Linked DNA regions of Homo sapiens: region 2 is linked to region 1. Evidence: chromatin contacts called from ENCODE Hi-C or POLR2A ChIA-PET data. All regions are on one chromosome and are shown on one strand. Each heading gives the region's core, a stretch centred on a gene start or an enhancer-like site at or near the end of the contact. The rest is flanking DNA. Distances are from core to core; before and after follow the strand shown. Region 1 holds the start of LOC105375363 (a long non-coding RNA gene). Region 2 has its middle 14 kb from the start of GSAP.

Region 1 (7,638 bases), core at 1,308-3,807:
AATTTTTATTTTTCGTAGAGACAGGGTCTCCCTGGGTTGCCCAAACTGGTCTTGAATTCCTGGGCTCAAGCAATCCTCCTGTCCCGGCACCCCGAAGTGTTGGGACTACAGGCATGAGCCACTGTGCACAGCCCTTTTTGTTTTTGTTTTTGTTTTTTTTTAAAGGTAATTTCCCAGTGGAATCCTCGAGATTTCTTCACGTTTTTGGAAAAATGAGTTACATTTTAGATTGTTTTCCTTTTTGGAATTTAATGGTATACATTATATTACATAGCTATGTTGAGCTCTATTTCTATTACACTAAAAAGTAGGCTAATTGTCTTAACTTTCATCAGTAATGACATTAAATGTGTGAAGATTATACTTGGAATAAAGCACTTGGATTCATTCATTTCTTCAGTAAATATTTATTGAGCACTAGTATGTTCCAACGAGTGTCTGTCTACATTCTGGGGACAAGTGATAACTAAATCCCTGTCCTCGTGGAGAGTTAACAATCAACAAACTAACAAACATTTAATTTATGTCATCAACTCATTTCCACAAATATAACAACATCTTGACTTCAAGTTTCCTGAGTTTCTGGTCTAAAGAATTGCTACCTTCAAGAGCTCAAATCATTTGTTGGGGAGAGAGGCCTGTGATATATTTTCTCCTTTACAATGAAAGTAGCTGTAAAAAGAGGAAGAGAAATTCTGAGGGTAAAGATAAAAAATGTTGAAATCTTCTTTCTGGATTTCAGATTGAGTCTCTTGCCCTAATTGATGCAATTTACACTCCATGCATCTCCTTCCCTGGACCTTCTCCAGTTCTTGGGGACTACAGATGAACTTACTTTTAATGCATTTTATGGCATTTGGAGGCCCTCCAGTGGACAAATACTATACCTGAAAAAAATCCTTTTGCTGTGCTAAAGTGTTCAGGTGTGAAGTGTACTCATGTTTGCAAATCACTTTGAAATATATAAACAAAAATGAATTAATGGATGAATAGAGTGATGCATAGATCATTAGACATGTGATAAAAATAACTGTTAATTGTAGAATCTAGATGATGAGTATATTATATGATATGGCCCACTGTATAATTCTTTCAACTTTTCTGTTTGAATGTTTGATAATAAAATATTGAATAAAAATCTTTTTGCTAAAGATTTATGCCTTGTAGTTCACATTATTGAAAATTTTGCTGAGATAACGTAAATTACCTTTCAAAAATCATCTTAAAAATTGTCTTAATAAACATGGATTAATTTTTATTTTTATTTTTGAGACAAGGTCTTACTCTGTCACCCAGGCTGGAATGCAGTGGCATGATCATGGCTCACTGCAGCCTTGAGCTTCCAAGCTCAAGAGATCCTCCCATCTCAGCCTTCTGAGTAGCTGGGACTAGAGACTAATTAAAAAATTAACCCAGCTAATTAAAAAACATTTTTTTTTTTTGAGATGGAGTCTCGTTCTGTTGCCCAGGCTGGAGTGGAGTGCAGTGGTGTGATCTTGGCTCACTGCAACCTCTACCTCCTGCCTCAGCCTCCTAGTAGCTGGGATTACAGATGTGCGCCACCACGCCTGGCTAACTTTTTTATTTTCTGTAAAGATGGGGTTTTGCCATGTTGGCCAGGCTGCCCTTGAACTCCTGACCTCAAGTGATTCACCTGCATCAGCCTCCCAGAGTGTTGGGAATCCAGGCATAAGCCACTGCACCAAGCCTTAAAAATGTTTTCGTAGAGACAGGGTCTCACTATCTTGCCAATGCTGGTCTTGAACTCCTGGGCTCAAGCAATCCTCTTGCCCCAGACTCCCAAAGTGCTGGGATTACAGGCACAAGCCCCTACACCCTGCCTGGATTAATTTTTAAATGTCTGAAAAACACTTATTTTTAGAAAGTTTAGACAATGTAAATGTGAAATAGCTCTATGAATTCTTTGTTTGAAAAAAGGCTTATCTTCCTGGAATATGTGTTTTATGAACTCAGGAAATTGTTAACAAGTTAACTGAATTTACTTTGCTTTTTAAATTAGAGAGGCGATTGTTTGAGAATTATTGACAATAATTTTTCTTAGAGGAGATGCATTGGTCTGGGTTCAACGCAGAGGTAAAATCTACCCTTAGCTGGTTTAAGCCAAAAGGGACTTATTACATGGTATATCATAAAATTTGTCAGATTAAAGAAACAGCGTATAAGCACTTTGGGAGGCCGAGGTGGGCAGATCACAAGGTCAGGAGTTTGAGACCAGCCTGGCCAATATGGTGAAACCCTGTCTCTACTAAAAATACAAAAATTAGCTGGGTGTGGTGGCCCTCGCCTGTAGTCCCAGCTACCCAGGAGGCTGAGGCAGGAGAATTGCTTGAACCCGGGAGGCGGAGGTTGCAGTGAGCCAAGATCGTGCCACTATACTCCTGCCTGGGCGGCAGAGAGAGACTCCATCTCAAAAAAAAAAAAAAAGAAAAAAGAAACAGTGTACAGGCTGAGCTTCAGGAGTGACTCACAAATCCACTTTATAGACCTGGGCTATCAAAACATGCTGTTGATGCCAGGATCCGGAAGCCAGCCCCTACAGCCGCTAGTTCCAGAGCCACATTACCTTTCCTATAAAACACTCCATCAGGAAGGATGCCTCATAATCTGTCTCTCTGCCACTCAATTATGAATTCTTCACTATATGCAAGTGCTTCTAGAAGTGGTTGGTTGGTTTGTTTTCAGACAGGGTCTCATTCTGTTGCTCAGGCTGGACTGCATTGCACAATCATGACGCCCTGCGGTCTTGACCTCCTGGGCTCAAGTGATTATTTTGCCTCAGCCTCCTGACTAGCTGGGACTACAGGTGCACGCCACCATGTCCCACTAATTTTTTTTTCTTTTTCAGAGATGGAGTCTCGCTATGTTGCCCAGGCTGGTCTTGAACTTCTGGGTTCAAGTGATCCTCCCACCTCAGCTGCCCAAAGTGTTGGAATTTAAAATTCATGTAACAGTCTGAAAAGGGTACCTTCTTCACTCTGACTGACGGCCACCTCCTTTCAGACAATTTCTTTGCAAGTTATGTGCATCTGGGTCCACCTGTAAGCAGAAAATCAGGTTAGGCCCTCAAGGAGCTTGCAAGCAAATGTGGAAGACATATTTTATAAACAGCTAATTTTAAATGATGTGGAAAAACTGCACAGAATACAAGAGCTAAGGAAGCCTGATGGAGAAAGCAGCTGATTCTGCCAGAGGTCAAGGGAGTGGTACATGGAGAAGTAGGAAGGCTTTATAAACAAAGTAAACTTGGTGGACTTTGAAAGGTATGTCACTCTACTTTTGCTTTTGGAGAAAGTGGTCAGGGTGGGGCCAAAGGAGCAAAGCACAGAGTTGGAAAATTCCAAGGTATATTTGGGGGCTAAATTTCTGGTTGAAGGTTAGGGTGGAGGAGCGGTGGGAGTGACAGATAAGGTAGAAAGCTTGGAGCTACATAATAGATGTCAAATGCTAAGGCCTTTATGCTCTCATGGTTAATTTCCTGGGAAGAATTACTTAAACAGAGCTGTTACTTCAATATATAATATCACCTAACTCCAGTCCCGCCTCCTCTCCCACATCCTTCATCTAGTATAGAGGGAACAAATCTTCCCTGCATTGTAACCTAGGACAAGTTACTTAACTTCTCTCTTTAACTTGATGTCCAAATCTATAAATGGAGATTGAAGATAGTGCCTATATGGTTAGTTAAATGATTTACTTAAAACAGTATGTGGACACAGTGAGCACCATATGGACGCTTGCTACATAAGTAAGTTGTAGGCAGTGGATACAGCATTGCCTATTAGAAATTCTCAAATAATTGTTTTGAGACATTTAAATAAAAAGGAGGCTGGGCACGGTGGCTCACACCTCTAATCCCAGCACTTTGGGATACCGAGGTGGGTGGATTATTTGAGGTCAGGAGTTTGAGACCAGCCTGGCCAAGATGGTGAAATCCTGTCTCTACAAAAAAAAAAAACAAAAAAATGAGCCAGGCATGGTGGCACGTGCCTGTAATCCCAGCTACTCGGGAGGCTGAGGCAGGAGAATCACTTGAACCCAGGAAGTGGAAGTTGCAGTGAGCCGAGACTGGGCCACTGCATGCCAGCCTGGGTGACAGAGTGAGACCCTGTCTCAAAAAAAAAAAAAAAAGAAGGATTTTTAGACTTGTGCTAACTCCCAATCATGGGCTTAAGACTTTCACAATAAAAATCATTATGTGTATATATCATTCTAGCCTTAAAAAACATAATTGCTAAAAGGACTATTAGAATGCCTTTCTATTTTACAGTCTGGGTAAATGCTTTCCCAGACTTAAGAGCTTCTTAGAGAGTTTTATCAAACATGCAGGCACATTTCTGATTATTTAAGGCTTAAGACTTTGGAAATTCTTTGGCATTTAGCTACAGCCTTTTGACATTTTTGCTGTTCATTACCAGTACCGTGCTGTGGAAAGGAAAAGAGAAGGGACACACAAGGTGATTTTATACACCTACAAACAGTGGAAAAGTGATAGTGGATAGGAAAAAAGTAGAATCTACATGAAATATTTGTAGATTTAACTTATGTTCTGTTCTCCATTATTGTAATTGTTTGTGTCATACATTGCTGCATAATAAACTACCGTAGGCCAGGTGCAGTGGCTCGTGCCTGTAATCCTAGCACGATGAGGGGGTGAAATGGGAACATTGCTTGAGGCCAGGAGTTCAAGACCGACCTGGGCAACATAGCAAGGCCCCATCTCTACATCTGAAAAAATAATAAATTAGAAACCTACTATAAAACATAACTTTAAAAGAACACTTAATGATTTCTCACCATTCTGCATGAGGGCGCTGCTGTATGACTTTCTTCCATGTGATGTGGGTTGGGACTTGTTGGGAATCTCCCCACGTGGTCTCTCATCCGTCCATGGCTTAGCCTGAGCTTCTTTACATGCCAGCAGGACCCCAAGAGACTGAAGCAGAAGGTCTCTTAAGGTCTCAGAACCAGCCCAGAAACACATCTGCTCATTTTATTGGTTAAAGCAAGGCACAAGGCCAGCTCAAATACTAGGGCTGGGAAAACAAACACTACCTTGATGGGAGGAGCTGCAAAATATTGTGGCTATGACTTCCAACACACCTCAGTAGCTGATCAAGTTGACTGTAAAATTAAATTGGACAAAATTGGTAAAAATTCCAGATTCTGACTTCTGCCAGACATTTATTCCATTTTGCATTTATCCCATTTGCATTTATTCCATTTGCAGATCTGCAGATTAGGAAGTAGACAGAAACAGTAAGAAAAAACACGTGGATAGTCTTAATCACTTTTCAAGTTTTTTTTTTTTGGAGATACAGGTTCTTGCTAGGATGCCCAGTTTGTAGTGCAGTGGCTATTGACAGATGATATACCACACTGTGGCCTCAAATTTCTGGGCGCAAATAATCCTCCCACTTCAGCCTCCTGAGTAGCTGGGACGATAGGCACATGCCACTGCGCCCAGCTTCAAGAAGTTTGTTTTTTTTTTTTTTTTGAGACATAGTCTTGCTCTCTTGCCCAGGCTGAAGTGCAATGCCGCGATCTCGTCTCACTGCAACCTCCGCATCCCGGGTTCAAGCGATTCTTTTGCCTCAGCCTCCCAAGTAGCTGGGATTACAGGGGACTGCCACCACACCCAGCTAATATTTGTATTTTTAGTAGAGATGGAATTTCACCATGTTAGCCAGGCTGGTCTTTAACTCCTGACTTCAGGTGATCCACCCGCCTCGGCCTGCCAAAATGCTGGGATTACAGGTGTGAGCCACCATGCCTGGCGAACTCATAGGCTTTAAAACATATGTCTTGGGGACTGGGCGTGGTGGCTCACACCTGTAATCCCAGGACTTTGGGAGGCCGAGGCAGGCGGATCACGAGGTTAAGATATCGAGACCATCCTGGCTAACATGGTGAAACTCCGTCTCTACTAAAAATACAAAAAAAAAAATTAGCTGGGCACGGTGGTGTGTGACTGTAGTCCCAGCTACGCAGGAGGCTGAGGCAGGAGAATCGCTTGAACCCGGGAGGGGGAGGTTGCAGTGAGCCGAGATTGCACCACTGCACTCCAGCCTGGCCATAAAGTCTCGTCTCAAAAAAAAAAATTACACACAATATATATATATATATACACACACACACATACATACATACACACGTGTGTGTGCGTGTGTGTGTGTGTGTGTCTTGGACTCACGCCTGTAATCCCAGCATTTTGGGAGGATGAAGCGGGTATATCACTTGAGGTGAGGAGTTGGAGACCAGCCTGGCCAACATGGTGAAACCCTGTCTCTACTAAAAATACAAAAATTAGCCGGGTATGGTGTCAGGCGTCTGTACTCCCAGCTACTTGGGAGGCTGAGACAGGAGAATCACTTGAACCTGGGAGGCAGAGGTTACAGTGACCACAGATCATGCCGCTGCACTCCAGCATGGGCGCCAGAGCAAGACTGTTTCAAATAAATAAATAAATCATAAAATAAAATAAAGCTTATCAGTGACCCTTGACTTAACTAGCCCCTTTTTCAACTGAGTTAACTAGCACATATGTTTCTTATCCATTAAAGCCTGTATTCCTATCTTCTCTGAAATGTAGAAGCATATAATAGGGTCAGTAGTTAAGAGTGAGGATTTTAGAATAGGAGCTAGATTTAAATTGTGGCTTTGTACTACTTTGTGTGACTTTATAAACATTATCTAAAGTCTGTATTTTTCAGATTCATTCATAAGACAGTCTACCTCATGAGGTTTTTGTGAAGTTTGAATAAATATGTATACAGAGATTAGCAGTGTCTAGCACACGGAAAGCATTCAACAAGGTCAATGATTTTTATTTGACAGGCCTCAGTCTGCAGGAACATATATTTAAGCTTTAAGATTTGCTCAAGCCTCTTGCAAAATGGTCTATGGGGCCTCTGGCAGTAGGGACTTCATATACACTCCCAAACACTGAAGCCACCCAAACAAGCTTTTGTACTAAGCTCTCTGAATTTCGAGTGACTTTTCTAAATTTTTTGACCCATAAATTTCCTCTTGGTTTGCTTTGCTGCCCTCTTCTGGTGGAATGGCAAAAGAGTTAGATGACATTTCCAATCCCTACTGCCACTCAAACTGCTAAAAGCTATCAATATTTTGAATCCTTAGTCAAAGAATCCAACTTGCAAAAATCTCTGGCCTTACATTCAAGTCAATTCAAATGAAAATAAAGTCTAAACGTAAAGCTTCTACCTATGAATTTCAATTTATTTCTATTACATGGAAAGTGATATTGGTAGGTAGAATAATTATTAAAATGGACTACTCATTTTAGGTTGAAAAGATCTAAGAATATTTTGTTATTCTGAATGGCAACAGAAAATTCCTTATAAACTGCATTTCACTTTTCTGAAACAGTGAAATGTGTACATATAGAGTCTTAATTTTAAAAAACTTTTTTCCTAGGCTGGGCACAGTGGCTTACGACTGTAATCCCAGCACTTTGGGAGGCCGAGGCGGGCGGATCACGAGGTCAGGAGTTTGAGACCACCCTGGCCAACAGAGTAAAACCCCATCTCTACTAAAAATACAAAAATCAGTCGGGCATGGTGGCACATGCCTGTAGTCCCAGCTACTTGGGAGACTGAG
Region 2 (7,638 bases), core at 3,574-6,073, 230 kb after region 1:
GTTACAGAACCCTGCACATTCCAGGATAGTGTGGGGAAATTGTTGAAAGGTTCTGAGTCCTGAGGGATTTGAGGGTAGTGGAAAAATGCCAAGGTGTCCATGGAACGAGGAAAGATGGCGTGTGTGGACTTTGGGGCTGGAAGCAATGGCAGGGACCATGAACACCAGCAATGAATGCCAGATACCACTTGTGATAAACTGCACCTCAGCTGATGCACGTATGTGACCCAGCAAGGGCCATGTGGACAACCACACCATAGAAGCCCCTTGTGCCCTGACGCTGGAGGATAGTTAAGGCTTTCTAGAGGAAATTGGGCCATCCTCCCGAAAAAGGGAAACAGAAGAAGGAAGAGGAGAACTTTGAATACTTACTCATTTTATACTGAAAGAGGCTAAGTTATCTTCAAATGACAAGACTGAGTTAATTTTCCTTTCATTAGCAGAAAGGGGATGCAAGAGTTAAGTTGAATGCCATCAGAAAAGTTAAAAGTATATTCCAGCACATCTGGGATATGGCCATACATTTTAAACCCACCACACCACTCACATTTATGTGTTTATGTTAGTTATTTTTATTTTTTATTGCCGCTTGAGATCTCATATATGTTTATTTTAAATGTCTGTCTTCCCTAGATTGTAAGTTTCATGAAGGCACAGACCATCCTTTTTTTGTTCTATATTCTTAGCTCCTAAACCAGTGCTTAGCACCTGACAGATCCTTGAGAAGAATTTGTGGAATGAATATCAGACCCACACATCAGAGTACCTTCCACAGTATTTAACATAGAACAAGTACATAATAAATAATACTTTCTTCCTTCCTAGGGGAATGTATATTTCTTTGGGCATAGTCCATCTTGCTGTTTTTACAGCCAATTATATCTTAGGTGACTTTAAAAATAAATCTTCTTTGGTTGTTTTTAGAGAAGGAACTTAAGAAACTGAAGACATGGTGTTTGTCTTCTCTAACCCTATTTTGTATCCAAAGGGTATACTGGATAAACGACAGTAGTCACAGCTTCAGAGTGTATATTCTTTGGAAGGTGGTGAATACCTAGTGGTGATTGCAGCACCACCAACACAGTCTTAGCCCCTTCCTTAATTTTGACATGTTTTATCCCTTTCCCTCTCAGATGTCTGGGATCCAATCTGTTTTTATTCTCCTTTCCTTTTTTCTGTGCCACCGTTTTGGCCTGCTCTTCCCCGTCAGGCTCCCCGCCCCGCACCCCCTTGCTCAGGATTGACTGTCTCACCTACTAGTACCCAGCTCCCCTGGGGAGTTCTGAGCATTGATCCCCGCCACTTCAGAACTCCTGGCCAGAAAGGGGCTATACATTCAAGATGGTTCTCATTTCAGGTAAAGCCATCTTCTTCTTTTGGGAAAAAAAAAGAAGTTTTATAAAATATGCCAAAATGCAATTTAATATCTATCATCTTTAAACCATTTATTTGTATTCCATCTTATTTATAAAAGTATTTGAGGTAAGTATATCTTAGGAGATTGTTTTGTAAATAAGTTCACTAACTAGTTAAAAAAAATACGCGAGCTCTGATTTTGACTCAGAAAATACGGACCCTATAGTACGGTATTGCCTGAACTCACTTAATAAGAATTACCTGTGCTGCTTGTTAAATATACAGATTCTCTAAGCTTTTCCCTTGGATATTCTGATTTAGCTAATTGAATGGCCCTGAAAGTTTTTTGTTTGTTTTTTCTTTACTTTTTTTTTTTTTTTTTTTTTTTTTTTTTGTGACGGAGTCCCACTCTGTCGCCAGGCTGAAGTGCAGTGGCATGATCTTGGCTCACTGCAACCTCCACCTCCCAGATTCAAGTGATTCTCCTGCCTCAGCCTCCCGAGTGGCTGGGACTACAGGCGCATGCCACCACGCCCAGCTAATTTTTGTATTTTTAGTAGAGACGGGGTTTCACCATATTGGCCAGGCTGGTCTCAATCTCTTCACCTCGTGATCTGCCCGCCTGGGCCTCCCAAAGTGTTGGAATTACAGGCGTGAGCCACCGTGCCCAGCCTGTTTTTTCTTTAGATGATTTTTTTTTGACCTGACAACTTTAAGAAAAATTGCTAATGTACATAGTGAGAGCTGGCAGAATGAAGACCCATGAGGTACATGGACAGAAGTTGTGGGGGAGGAACAAGGAAATCTCTGGGTAAGAAGAAATTGGATTCAGCCCTGTTTTCTTCCCCCCCAATGTGAATACATCTGTGTGAATGATGATCATCAAAAAAATTTATGGTATTATGGAAAGCTGGTAATATTGATTGATGGACTAATAATATTGCTGGTGTAAAGATTCTCAACTATCAAGGTAACAACAACAACAAAACTCCTGAAAAAACCTAAGGCAGTGTAAAATAGCCCTAATTCCAGTCATTTCAGTGATCTCCTTACTGCTGTATCTTCTTACCATGTAACACAACAACTAAGTATAACATCAGATGTGTTTGATTAAGCTGTAAGTTTTATTTTATTAGAACTGTAACTCTCCCTTTAAATACCTATTTATATCTTTACATAATCAGTCTTTGTAGGTAGTTGTATATGTATTATGTTACCTTATCCACCTCAAAATATTAGAAGGAACTGTATAGATAAGACCCTTCCTTTATTTTTATTGTTTGAATTTTAAGGGTAATACTTTTTATTATTTTTTAACTTTTAATTTTTGAGACAGGGTCTCACTCTTTTGCCCAGGCTGGAGTGCAGTGGCATGATCTGGGCTCACTGCCACCTCTGTCTCCCAGGCTCAAGCGATCCTCCCACCTCAGCCTCCCGAGTAGCTGGGACTACGGGTGTGCACCACCCAGCTAGGCTCATTTATTGTAGTTTTATAGAGATGGGGTTTCACCATATTGCCCAGGCTGGTTTCAAACTCCTGGATTCAAGTGATCCACCCACCTCGGCCTCCCAAAGTGTTGGGATTACAGGCATGAGCCACCATGCCTGGACCCTAGTACCTTTTAGAATAGCAGTTTACCCATATTATAATCTCTGGCTCTCTCGAGAACTTTGTGTATTTCTGTTCTATCCTTGAATTGAATTCTGCACTTCAAAATGTACTCCACTTGGTAAAGAACAGTATTATAGAAAAGGAAAACCCCAAACCATTGTAGTTTGAGGCCTCTCCCTGCTGCAGCCTTTCATTTCCTGCAGTCTCACGACCTCTGGGATGGAGGCATCTGGGCAGGAGAGCTTTCATGGAGGTCGCTGGCCTTGAGGAGGTAACTGTGTCTGAGGGACAGGAATAATGAGGTCTCTGGTAAGCTGGGGATTTTGCTGCCAGATGACCTCAGATGCTGGGGTATGCGGAGGGGCCACGCGGAAGGCAGCAGTGTGGAGACTCTTCCAGGCCTTCTGGTTGATGATCCTGTCAATGTGTCCATTGCTTAAAAGGTGAGATCATTAAAACGTATAATTCCTAAACGACCCTGTTTTTGTAGTATGAATTTCTTCTTAACAAAACAGCATAATATGAAACAGGGTTAGTAGTGCCAGTTTTGGGGCTACTGTTATTCTCCTCTCCCTGGGGTCTGTGGCTCTGCTGTTTTGTGTCAGCAATCTGGCTTCTGGCCAGAGACAGTAGATTTCTAAGCCTGTTGCACCGAAAACTATTGTCATTGAAAAAATTTCCAGTTGCTTAGTACTTCCCAAATGTTGAATACTTTTAGAGGTTTGTAGCCATACGATAATGTCTATTAGTTTAATATTACCCCTTCTCTGCGTGCTTTTATGTAAATAGCAGCATGCTACTGGCTGATCAGATGCTGATGGAATCCAGCATTGAAGGGCCTTGATCATATTATCCAGCAAAATTAAATTTGATTTTTATAGACTTGCCCTGCTGCCACCCATATTTACCAGTCCCATCACTTCCTCTCTTTAGGTGTCTGTGCGGAGTTTTGTTTCTTACATCACTAAAGAATACAAAAACAATACCTTCAGAGTTTCCCACAATACAGATTTTCATGCATCGAAGGAAAGCAGCACTGACAAGACAGGCAGATTGTATTAGAATTATTTAGGTCCTTAGCTTGATTCCCTTCCTGGCTGATTCAGTCCATTCCTTTGTGTCTGCCTGTCCATCTGTGAAGAGAAGATAATTACACCTGCTCCTCATTTACCTCAGAGGGATGTTACAGGCATTCATTTTGAAAGCCTATAAAGCTTTTTGAGCAAGGAGGAGTATAGTTGCAAGAATATATATTGTCGTTGCAGTGGTCCTTGCAAATCTTAATTCCAGTTATCGATATATTGATGAATACGCATTATTCAGTTTCATTAAATAAAAGCTGGCTCTGCCGGGCGCGGTGGCTCAGGCCTGTAATCCCAGCATTTTGGGAGGCCGAGGCAGGCAGATCACTTGAAGCCAGGAGTTTGAGATCAGCCTGGCCAACATGGCAAAACCCCATCTCTACTAAAAATACAAAAATTAGCCGGGCCTGGTGGGGTGCGCCCGTAATCCCAGCTACTGGGGAGACTGAGGCACAAGAATCATTTGAACCTCAGAGGCAGATGTTGCCGTGAGCTGAGATCCCGCCACTGCACTGCACTCCAGCCTGGGTGACAGAGCAAGACTGTTTTCAAAAACAAAACAAAACAAAACAAAAAAAGCTGGCTCTTCATGCTCTGTGAGGTTTTCCCAAAGTGTGTATGTCTAAGAGGAAGGAGGAGAGAGTTTGGTGAATGGAAAATGAGCCACAAATGTAGGTTTTAAGTAATCCATTTCCTTTTAACTCATTTGTGTTCAGCCTTGAAGCTAAAGGAGATGAGCTGAAGAAATGGCGTGAAGTAAGCAGCAATCCTAAACCCCACATTGCCCCAATATTTTTCTGACTCATGATCAAAATTGATCACTTGAGTTAGAAAAAAAATTTTCAGGTGAGAAATGTTTGCTTATGACCAAAAAAAGGTTTTTGTGTAAAGCCTGGCAAGTCACTTAGACTTCTTTAATTGATAAGTCTTCCTAAAGATTTAAAAGAAAATCAAGTCAATTTACATAATCCCTACAATGTCTACCGTTAATTATGTAAGAGGCGAGGCTGTCCCAGATATATAAGGTACGTCAGTTTCTTCCAAAATGTCGTTTTACCTATTATTAAGTTTTCATTGTCTCTCAAGGTGGAAAGCAACAGCTGTTTCCTGAAAATTGCTAAAATTGCATGAACAGTGTGGGAAGCAGGAAACATGCAACAAATACTTCTAAACTCAGAGATCCAGAATGAGATGGTTCCTATCTTCTTCAGTTCCGCAGCACTCATCCTTGACTTCCCATTGTGAAATGAACGACAAATGTTGGTTAAATGCCTACGATGTGCTGGGCTAGTGGTTCTCAAGTGTGGTTCAGCATCATCAACATCAGCATCACGTGGGAACTTGTTAGAGACGCAAATCAGAAGCTGTGGGGTGGAGCCTAGCAATCAGTGTTTTAATAAGCCCTCTATACAAGTGCCTCTTAGAATTGGCATTCCACAGGGTGATAGCAAGGTTGGGACGGGCGGGCCAGCCTGTGGGCAGTACGGGGAGTGGCTGATCACAAACAGCGCAAAGCTTATCCCACCAACTCGTTAGAGGGTGCTTCTCTTTCTGAGCCAGTTCAGGACTTGTATCTTGGAGGAGAAACTCCTCCTCTGGGATTCAGAGCTCATTCCAGATAAATGCTCAAATAGGAGATATTCTAACTTGTGGTTCATATTTTGTGCCAGCCATGAAAGCAAAGCTTCTCTCTATTGCTCTTGTAGCCCTCAATTTCGGAGCTTGAGCCTATCTCCAAGATGGAAAAACAAGGGACAGGAGGCCTAAAAAGGATTTGATCTCTATCATTACCATCTCTCATCTCACTTACCCTTCCCACTACTTTCCCCCATTTTCCTCTTGACCTCCCTGTGCCCAGAATGCTCACTCGAGAACTTGGGAGAGGTGAACAAGGGAGGGTGAGACGTGAGCTAGAGATGGCTGAGAGACAAGATGCTCCAGGGCAGTCCCCACATCCCCCGTTAACCTGCGTGCTTCCCATTCCAAGGGATGACATGCACCTTAGCTACCCTTAACTACACCCCAATCACTCCCTCTCCTCAGACAAAAAGCAATTCCAGGAAATAGAAGTTAGTTTTCACTTAAACAGGATGTGACTATGATGTATGTTTCAATTTCAGCTGGTGGTGACCTGGCTTCTAATAGGAACCCACATCCCCCAGTCCTTGGCGGAGAATGCCTGACAGTGTGGCCAGATTCCTGAGGTTTATGACCTTGTGACCCACAGAGCATTTCAGTCCTCTTCACTCAGCCTAGCAGGCAGATTTGGGGACTAATCATACTGGGAGTCACTATTTCCTGCAAGAAACCTTCCCTTAGGAAGCTTTGTAACATTTCTTTGCAATATCAAAGAGAGACTGAGAGACAGCAAGCTTTAATTTTCACCTGTGACTTAAAATTAATATGTAAATATAGGAAGGAGAAAGAGGAAACTGCGTGGATGGAATGACCTGAGACATCTGGGTCTTTATTCATTCCAATATTATTTTATGAGATTACTATTCAGCTACATACATGAAAGAGACTTCTGAATGGCAGACAGGGCAGAAGGCTTGACTTACCTAGATTGCATATAATCAGTATGTAAGGAGTTAGGATTTTTCTAACAGTAAAAGCAATCTTGACTAAGGCATTTGAAGCAAAAGTTAACACTACCTGAATCTTAGATCAAATAGAAGGGTTTACCCCAGAGAACTATCAAGCATTTTTTTCCAGAGATCTGTGGGGAAACCTACAATTTGATTTTTGAGGGTAAGTTGGGGAGTAGAGGAGAGTTTCTGAAAACTCTCCCTACTATTTCCTGTTTTATTTTTTGAGACGGAGTCTTGCTCTGTCACCAGGCTGGAGTGCAGTTGCACAATCTTGGCTCACTGTAACCTCCGTCTCCCGGGTTCAAGCAATTCTCCTGCCCCAGCCTCCCAAGTAGCTGGGACTACAGGCACGTGCCAAAACACCCAGCTAATTTTTGTATTTTTAGTAGAGACAGAGTTTCACCATGTTGGCCAGGATGGTCTCGATCTCTTGACCTTGTGAGCCACCTGTCTCAGCCTCCCAAAGCGCTGGGATTACAGGCGTGAGCCACCGCGCCCAGCCTATTTCTTCATCCTTAATTCTATTTTCCTGGTTCACTTTGTAGAATTTGCTACACAGGATGTCTTTCACTGTTAAAATTTTCATGTTTCCTTGGTTACTAGGTTGCAGTTTTCTCCTAAGCCCCTCTGTCTCTCTGCATATGAACTTGGTGACAGGGATTGGGAAGTGAATTTTTTTGATGATCTTATTGCTACTGTAGTTAAGAATCAGCACTGTTAAGCAAATGGGGCCTTGGGGATCATAGTTCAACTTCTTTTATTTTACAAATGAGAAAACCAAGTTCAGAAAAGTTAAGCAACTTGCCTAAGGTCACAGAGCCTGTTCATGCCAGGGCTGCCTCAAGAATCCAGGCCTGTTAACTCTGAGTCAAGTACTAAATACATGACTCCATTGCTGGCCTTTTTCTTTTCTTTTTTTTTAAATGCCTGAAATTCTTTACCCTCTTGAGACTCAGCTGAGCATTTGGCCAACCTGGTGTAAATATCAGGCTTTTTC

Evidence for each region. Hi-C counts contacts between places; a loop is a spot of excess contacts on that map. ChIA-PET counts read pairs that join two places held with the same protein, here RNA polymerase II (POLR2A). Pooled maps may share reads with other maps.
Region 2: a map of A673 shows a loop between it and region 1 (2.1-fold over the local background). The contact joins two enhancer-like sites. A Hi-C loop is called at or near these places in 6 of 168 maps with a recorded cell type or tissue (A673, Caco-2, K562 and 3 more) and 11 of 50 pooled maps. POLR2A ChIA-PET finds 5 or more read pairs at or near these places in 3 of 52 experiments (activated CD4-positive, alpha-beta T cell, activated T-cell and naive thymus-derived CD4-positive, alpha-beta T cell).

Annotation. Positions count from the first base shown.
Region 1 is chr7:77,651,175-77,658,812 of GRCh38, reverse strand. LOC105375363 (a long non-coding RNA gene) reads right to left here and starts at 5,472. Exons shown (of 3, transcript XR_927695.3): 1 at 5,074-5,472; 2 at 4,816-4,954; 3 at 392-3,057. It overlaps APTR (Alu-mediated CDKN1A/p21 transcriptional regulator), which reads left to right. Exons shown (of 2, transcript NR_134254.1): 2 at 1-1,153. Within about 2 kb of position 2,557, at least 3 of the 41 ENCODE cell types and tissues checked have a DNase peak (open chromatin) inside an H3K27ac peak, as active enhancers do.
Region 2 is chr7:77,426,761-77,434,398 of GRCh38, reverse strand. No RefSeq gene overlaps it. Among named protein-coding and RNA genes, the nearest start is that of GSAP, 14 kb to the right of the region's middle. RefSeq lists an enhancer at 6,531-7,227. Within about 2 kb of position 4,823, at least 12 of the 41 ENCODE cell types and tissues checked have a DNase peak (open chromatin) inside an H3K27ac peak, as active enhancers do.